2 separate regions of the Homo sapiens genome follow, and region 1 is linked to region 2. The links are chromatin contacts, found by Hi-C in ENCODE. All regions are on one chromosome and are shown on one strand. The core of a region is the stretch at or near the end of the contact, and the rest is flanking DNA. Distances in the headings are between cores, read along the strand shown. Region 1 holds the start of LSM5 (LSM5 homolog, U6 small nuclear RNA and mRNA degradation associated). Region 2 holds the start of ZNRF2 (zinc and ring finger 2).

Region 1 (3,592 bases), core at 508-3,007, 2.2 Mb after region 2:
ACAACTCAGTGACATCTTCCAGTACCATATCTGAAATTTGGTGTTAAGAAAATAAATACAGAATTTACTCTAGCTTCTGCCTTTGTTCAGCTTTTGTTTTTTGTTTTTGTTTTTGTTTTGAGACAAAGTCTCGCTCTGTCATCCAGGCTTAAGTGCAGTGGTACAATCACACCTCACTGCAGCCTCCACCTTTTAGGCTTAAAGGATCCTCCTGCCTTAGCCCCGGAGATTAGCTGGACCCACAGGTGTACATCACCATGCCCAGCTAATTTTTGTAATTTTTGTGGAGACAGGGTTTCATCATCTTGCCCAGGCTGGTCTCAAACTCCTGGGCTCAAGCGATCCACCCACCTCGCCCTCCCAAAGCGCTGGGATTATAGGCGTGAGCCACTGGGCTCGCCTGTTCAGTTTTAATTACAATGTTTAATACAATGGCTCAAATTCAAAATGCTTGTTGTTGATAGGAACTTTACCGTCTTTCAATACATACCTCTTAAAACATTATCATAAGTTCCCTGAGAATGAACTGATTTTTATTATAATAATCACAAATATACTGATTGTCTATAGTTCTTATGTTATTACTTAAGAAAAACCTATACCACCACCACCTTTTAAAAGGATACTGACAAAGTCATCAAATCCTAGAAGAGTACCAACAATTTCCTTATCACTCTTCATCACGATGTGAATTCTTGATCCTATACATTTGTCCACAAGCTCTGAGGAGGGAAAAAATATTATTTTACCATTCATTATTTCAACAAATATTTGAGTGCCTACTGGCACTCTTACTTGCATATAGTGAAAGAAAAACCAGGAAAAACATTCATTCAATAACTTTAGGTCTTATAATACAAATCTCAGTTCAAGCACAGCATCTGGCACATAATGAGCCTTCCAAAAGAGTCTGTGGCATGAAGGAATGAAAACTTTTCAATCACGGCCACGACCACTAGTTCAATCACTCTTCACCAACTACAAAAATATAAGAGGAGATAGGTATAATTATATTCACCGGAAACTCTCCGGTCACTGCTTCCCTTTCCCAACTCTGTCTATCCTCTGTGCTCTGACGGTAGCTTGAACATCTCTTTAGCTAGCCTAGCATTATGTGGCATGATGTCTACTTGTCCAGTGTTCTCTCCTCCACTGGCTTGTGTGCTATTTGAAGGCAATGGCTATGGTTTATCATTGAAAAATGCCCAGGCACGGTATCTAGTGTATAGATACTCAGTTACTACTTATTGAATGAATAAATAACAAACAGAGCTGGTTTCCAGATTCCTCATTTAAGGCTCATTCCGGACCAGGGTGTTAGTGTCACTAACCAACCACATACATAACATGGTCTATCTAATCTGGGGATCGTAAACGCCAGGCTGAGAAGTAGGCCTACTACCTATAACACTGCAGAGGCGGGCTCACAACAAAGTAGGCCGACGACGCGTTCACTAAATGTGGACCTTTTCCAGTGAAGGTCTGGTTTGAGAAGTCAAAGTCCTTGCCTGGAGGAGCCCGACCACGTTAAAGAGCAGGTGCGGCCTGCTGTCGCGAAGACTTGGAGCTCAGAGTCGAACCGCATTTGGTCTTATACATTTCCCCACACTCGGCCAGGGCCTGCCTCGGAACAGCCCCTCGGCCCCCAATCCTGAATGTCAGCTCCCTGTTCCTGCTCCCCAAAGGACGGCGATTACCTAAGGGCAGCAGCTGCGACGGGTTGGTAGTAGCGTTAGCCGCCATGGCTACGCCGGAAGTGGCCTGCCTTCATTGATGGTGGGACGACTTTGAAAAGCGCGCTTCCGCTTTTTCCGCAGCCCAAACAGGCTCGACCAATCTGAGGCCGAGCGCACGATCTAGTCAGCTGCGTGGGTCGCGTTCACTGGCTTTTTTCCCCGGCAAGTGAGATCCGGTGAAATATTTCCTGCCCACTGGACATTTTACCATCTCGGCAGATACCCATAATGCCCTTGAAGTTTTGGAGAGACGTTGAAGATATTTTGCCTTGTGAATAAATTGTTCCTGTAACGTTTGAGTCTTCTTCCCCCGTAAAGTTGCATTTCCTCTCAAGCCAGAATCTTCAAACCAGTATAAATCAATTCGTATTTCCTGCCATCAATTAACTGTTACAATTTTCGTTACAACTACTCATTAAGGAATCTATTGTTTCTTTTTAAAGTCCAGTGGATTGAAAATCTGCAACTAGCATTTTTTAAAATTTTTCTTTAGTGAGGATTTAAGATATGTTTTTTAAACTTTTTACTACTTTAATTCATCGTTCTTATCTTTTTATGTCTGGTAGTCTTATTTATTATAGGCTTTTAAATTCAGTTTCTTCAACAATTCTTGTCTCACAGGCAACCACCAGATGTCACTCTAAATTATTCCAGAAGTGTAAAATCATGCTTTCCACTTCTGTGTTGAAAACAGCAAAGTATCGGCCCTAGTCTGTTTTATATTTGTATCCTAGGAACTTAAACCTGAACAGTCTAGGTCAGGCGCAGTGGTAACGACTGTAATCCCAGCACTTTGGAAGGCCGAGGCGGGCGGATCACCTGAGGTCAGGAGTTCGAGACCAGCCTGGCCAACATGGGTGAAACCCCGTCTCTACTAAAAATACAAAAATTAGCTGGGCGTGGTGGCGTGCGCCTGTAGTCCCAGCTACTCGGGAGGCAGAGGCAGGAGAACTGCTTGAACCCGAGAGGCAGCGGTTGCAGTGAGCCTAGATCATGCAACTGCACTCCAGCCTGAACAACAAGAGCGAAACTCCATCTCAAAAAAAAAAAAAAAAAAAGCTAAACAATAAACATGAGCGGCCACAAAGAACGTCATTCATTCATACAACAAATGGTCATTAAGCACCCATCATTCCTTCATAGACTGAGTTCCTCAAGGCTGAGAATTATGGGAAGCAGTAGTTTACGTGATTAAATTTCTTCATTTTGAATTAAATGACTTTGGTTCAAATTCCATGGTCAGTTATTTGACAATGGGCAAGTTATTTTAACTTTTTAAGTCTCAATATACCCATTGGAAAAAATGGGGACAACAGTATCTACTCATAAGATTAATGTGAAGATTAATTGAGATAATCTATGAAAAGTGGTCAGCATAGGACCTGGCACATAGCCCTTTTAAACATGAGCTGTTATTACTTATCCTTGTTTTCTAATACATGATGTCTGGCTCAGAGTGAAGCTACATAAAGCTAGCATTGCTAGCTGGTTTTGCATTCATCTTATTTTTATAACCAGACATAAGCCACTTTAAGGAAGCAATTTCTTATTTTATACACTGTGCACACTACATTTTCAGGCACACTGTAGGGCGCCTAATGAATATTCTTTAAATTGATTCTCACTATTTCATTCACACCCATCAACATTCTCCTTACTCTTCATAAGATTTTAAATACGAAGTAATGCCAGATTTGTTTGTGACGCTTCTTTCTTTCTCTTTCTCTTTTTTTCTTTTTGTCCAATCCTCATTTGGTTGAAAACCACCTCTTTTCCTGGTTTTCCTTTTCTATTCCTATTTTATTTTCCCCATACCATACTGACAGTATGGGAGAATTCAAAACATTGTTGTTATT
Region 2 (3,768 bases), core at 375-2,874:
ACCAGACACTGTGTTAAACACTGGAGGTACAGACATGAAGTTTATCATGGAGCCAATTGAGTAGTGACAAGCAAGATATCTAATAATAATAATAACATGATCAGAGCTATGAAGGAGGTATTGTACAGCACTGAGTGGGAACACTGAAGTCAGTCTGTGATGCTGGGATGGGGGAGGAGGTGGCAGGAAACATCTATAAGGAGAGGGCACTTAACCAAAATGATGACCATATCTTAACATGATACTGCATATAAAGCACTGGGTACCTTTGTTTTTCCATGTATATATGTGTGTTTGTGTACACAGATACACGTCTTTATATGTATACATATATTCTCCATTTGTTTAAAAACTTGATTCCCATACCCTAAGAGTGATGAAAATCATTACATAAATGACTTATTGCAAATAGTGAAAAGATGACAAAGTATTTCTGTAGTTTTATAAAACACCACTTGCTATTATTATTTTCAAGTAGAGACTAGACATTTTCATAATGGGAGTCTCAGAGCAGGCTGTTCCCTGGGTATCCAGACCCTGCTCTGCCGTGAAGAGACCACACCAACACTGAGGAAGGCACTGAGGAGAATTTTATTACATTTTAGAGAAGTTATAGGATTTTAAAGAGGCAGGTGCCCTAGGATTTAACACAAACAGTTCAGGTAAGAAACCTAAAGTCGGCCTGGTGCGGTACGTCACGCCTGTAATCCCAGCACTTTGGAAGGCCGAGGCAGGTGGATCACTTGAGGACAGGAGTTCAAGACTAGCCTGGCCAACATGGTGAAAGACCGTCTCTACTAAAAATACAAAAATTAGCCAGGCGTGGTGGCACGTGCCTGTAATCCCAGCTACTCTGGAGGATGAGGCAGGAGAATCGCTCGAACTCGGGAGGCGGAGGTTGCAGTGAGCCGAGATCACACCATTGCACTCCAGCCTGGGTGACTGAGCGAGACTCCGTCTCAAAAACAAAAACAAAAATAAACCTAAAGTCCAAAAAAGTAAAATAATTTGCTCACTACAGATAATTTAGTTTGGTGTTGGGCCTAGATTCTAGGTTTTGTGAGTCAGGTGCAGCGTTCCTGGCACCACAGTATTTGCCCTACCACAGAGGGTCAACCTGGATTATCCCGAGTTCTTCCAACTCTGCGCTTCCTCCCAGGTTGGTGTTTCATGAGTAAGTCTGAGATCAAGCTGGCTTTTGAGCTTCTGTTTTTTTTTTTAATCAGTGTGTAACACCAACACCCACCGAAACCAAACGGCTCTGGGCAGAGGACACAGCCATTCACGCCCCCTGCCAGGAAAAGCTGCAGCTGACACAGGCTCCTACAGCGTCGGCGGGCCACGTGCGGGAGGAGGGGCCGCCTTCTGGTTGGCGCCCGGTGTCCGTTCCTCCTATCGGCGTAGGCCCCGCGAGGAAGACAAGGGCGCGCCCTGGCTGGGAGGGCGTGGCCAGAGACCTGTCCATCACCGAGTCCACGAGTGGCAGCACCTACCACACCGCAGTACCTTGGCGAGGCGGAGCAGGGGCAGGCAGGTCGCGGAAGGGGGAGGCGGAGCAAGGCCGGCGGGAGCCAATCGGCCTGGCGGCACGAGGGGGCGGGGGCGGGGTCAACGCGCGCGACCCAAACACACGGGCCGGGCGCACCCTGCAGCCGCGCCGCTCCGCGGCCTTCCGGCGCGGGGCCGGGGAACCTCCTCCCCATCTGCGCACCCCCCGCCTTCGCGGCCCAGATCCTCCCGCCAGCCCGGCCCCTCCTTCGCAGGGGGAGCGAGGCGACGGTTGCCGGGAAGCGCGCGCCACCTCTCCCTCCCATTTTTCGTTCTCCCCTCGCGCGCCACCCGTTTTTCCTCTTTCTCCGTTAATAACAGCTGGGTGGCTGGGGGAGGAGGGAAGGTGGCCCCGGCGGAGTCTGGGCGGGCGCCTCCCACTCAGCCGCCAGCCGCCGTGGGAGCCGGAGGATGGCGGCGGTAGCAGCGGCCGCCCGAGAGGAGGCGGTGCCGAGATCGGGGGCGCCGAGCGCGGCAGCAGAGAGCGGTAGCGGCCCGTCGTGGCGCACCAGAACCGAAACCAGCGGCAGCCGCACGGCCACTTGAGCCGCCCCTTCCTGCTGGAGCCAGCGAGGGGTGCCTGCAGCCGGGACCCCTTCCTCTCCGCGTCTCCTCGTCTCCCGCGCCCGCGTCAGGCCGTCGGCCTCGCCCGCCGCCCCAAGAAGAGCGCGCCGGGCGCCGACTGCCCCTCTGGACGCCGGGCGGCGGCCCTGGACGTGCGGGGGCCTCTCTGGGCCGGCCGCGGCGCCTGGGCCCTGCCCTCTAGCTCCCGCGCTCGCTCCCGCCCTCCCGGCTCTCGGGGCGCAGCGCGCGGGCCCGGCCCGGGGCAGGGCGGACATGGGCGCCAAACAGAGCGGCCCGGCCGCCGCTAACGGCCGCACGCGCGCGTACTCGGGCTCGGATCTACCTTCCAGTAGCAGCGGAGGCGCCAATGGGACCGCGGGCGGCGGCGGGGGCGCTCGGGCCGCCGCCGCGGGGAGGTTCCCGGCTCAGGTGCCCAGCGCGCACCAGCCCAGCGCCTCCGGCGGCGCCGCGGCGGCCGCGGCGGCCCCGGCAGCCCCGGCGGCCCCGCGCAGCCGCTCCCTCGGCGGGGCCGTGGGGAGCGTGGCGTCGGGGGCCCGCGCGGCGCAGTCCCCCTTCAGCATCCCGAACAGCAGCAGCGGCCCGTACGGCTCGCAGGACTCGGTGCACAGCAGCCCTGAGGACGGCGGCGGCGGCCGGGACCGGCCGGTGGGCGGGAGCCCCGGCGGGCCGCGCCTGGTGATCGGCTCCTTACCAGCTCACCTCTCGCCGCACATGTTTGGAGGTACGGACCCCTCTCCGCGCACCCGCGCTCGGTCCTCCCGCGGCTGCACGTGGGCCGTGGCCGCCGGCTATTTTTACCCTTCTCCTTTTCTCCTTCTGCCGGGGCGCCGGGGGCTGCCTCCCGGACCAGCCCGCGTCGGTCTCCATCCTGGAAGAAACCCGGCGCTTAACACCGGCGGTGCCGCTACCGCATAGACGCGTGGTTTTGTTTTTAAACATCCTGAGCACCCTCACCTCAGCGGCTGCCCAGTAGAGAAAGTCTATTTTCCAGTGAGATGACTGGAGCAAATGTTGTTTTACAACAAACCGACGAAACAGCCCTTGTGGTTGTGGTTTTTAGTACCAGGAAGTCAGGAGGAGACCAGTTGCTAAATGTAGTTCTATCTGGGGACTCGAGTGGGGAACAGTTTTTAAAGGCCAAAAGTCAAAGCGTCTCAAATGAACACTGAGTTACCATGTTTGGACCGACTTTTAGTATAAAGCTGTAATCCTGAAATCTGTGTCAGTAGTCCCAGTTACTATGTCATTTTAATTGGATGAATGCGTTAATGAAAAGTTTGTTTTTAAACCTCACTAAACTGCTACTTAAGATCACAGTTAATGTGAGTCCTGCTTAATTTGGAAAGCATTTAAAAAATGGAAAAGTTTCTTAAGGAAGTAAAAATTTTGCACATCTGTCTTCAAGGTACAATAATTGGCTAGGTTCTTTTGAAGAGCAGTGTTGACTAGAGTTAAGGAAAAGTCAGTTGTGAAAAATGGACATTTTTAATAGCAAAGTGATGTACTTTACTACAGAAACAGGAGGAAGTGTGCGTTGTCCTGGGGAAAATGAATCCTACTTCTTCAGTTATGTTTTATGCTGATCTACTTTATTGCAAAACGCTAATAGTAAATGAATCAAGACCACCTCCCCTC

The links. Hi-C counts contacts between places; a loop is a spot of excess contacts on that map. Pooled maps may share reads with other maps.
Region 1: a loop to region 2 is called in a map of B cell, with 17 times the contacts of the local background. The contact joins the promoter of LSM5 here to the promoter of ZNRF2 in region 2. A Hi-C loop is called at or near these places in 1 of 168 maps with a recorded cell type or tissue (B cell), 1 of 37 single-sample maps with no recorded cell type and 11 of 50 pooled maps.

What each region holds. Positions count from the first base shown.
Region 1 is chr7:32,488,623-32,492,214 of GRCh38, forward strand. LSM5 (LSM5 homolog, U6 small nuclear RNA and mRNA degradation associated) reads right to left here and starts at 1,758. Exons shown (of 5, transcript NM_012322.3): 1 at 1,698-1,758; 2 at 627-722; 3 at 3-30. The coding sequence starts at 1,743. RefSeq lists an enhancer at 1,661-1,710.
Region 2 is chr7:30,282,973-30,286,740 of GRCh38, forward strand. ZNRF2 (zinc and ring finger 2) reads left to right here and starts at 1,625. Exons shown (of 5, transcript NM_147128.4): 1 at 1,625-2,854. The coding sequence starts at 2,386. LOC124901607 (a long non-coding RNA gene) reads left to right here. Exons shown (of 3, transcript XR_007060274.1): 3 at 1,227-1,282. It overlaps LOC105375218 (a long non-coding RNA gene), which reads right to left and starts at 3,113. Exons shown (of 4, transcript NR_136267.1): 1 at 3,088-3,113. RefSeq lists silencers at 1,471-1,900, 1,911-1,960, 2,041-2,430, 2,511-2,590, 2,741-2,870.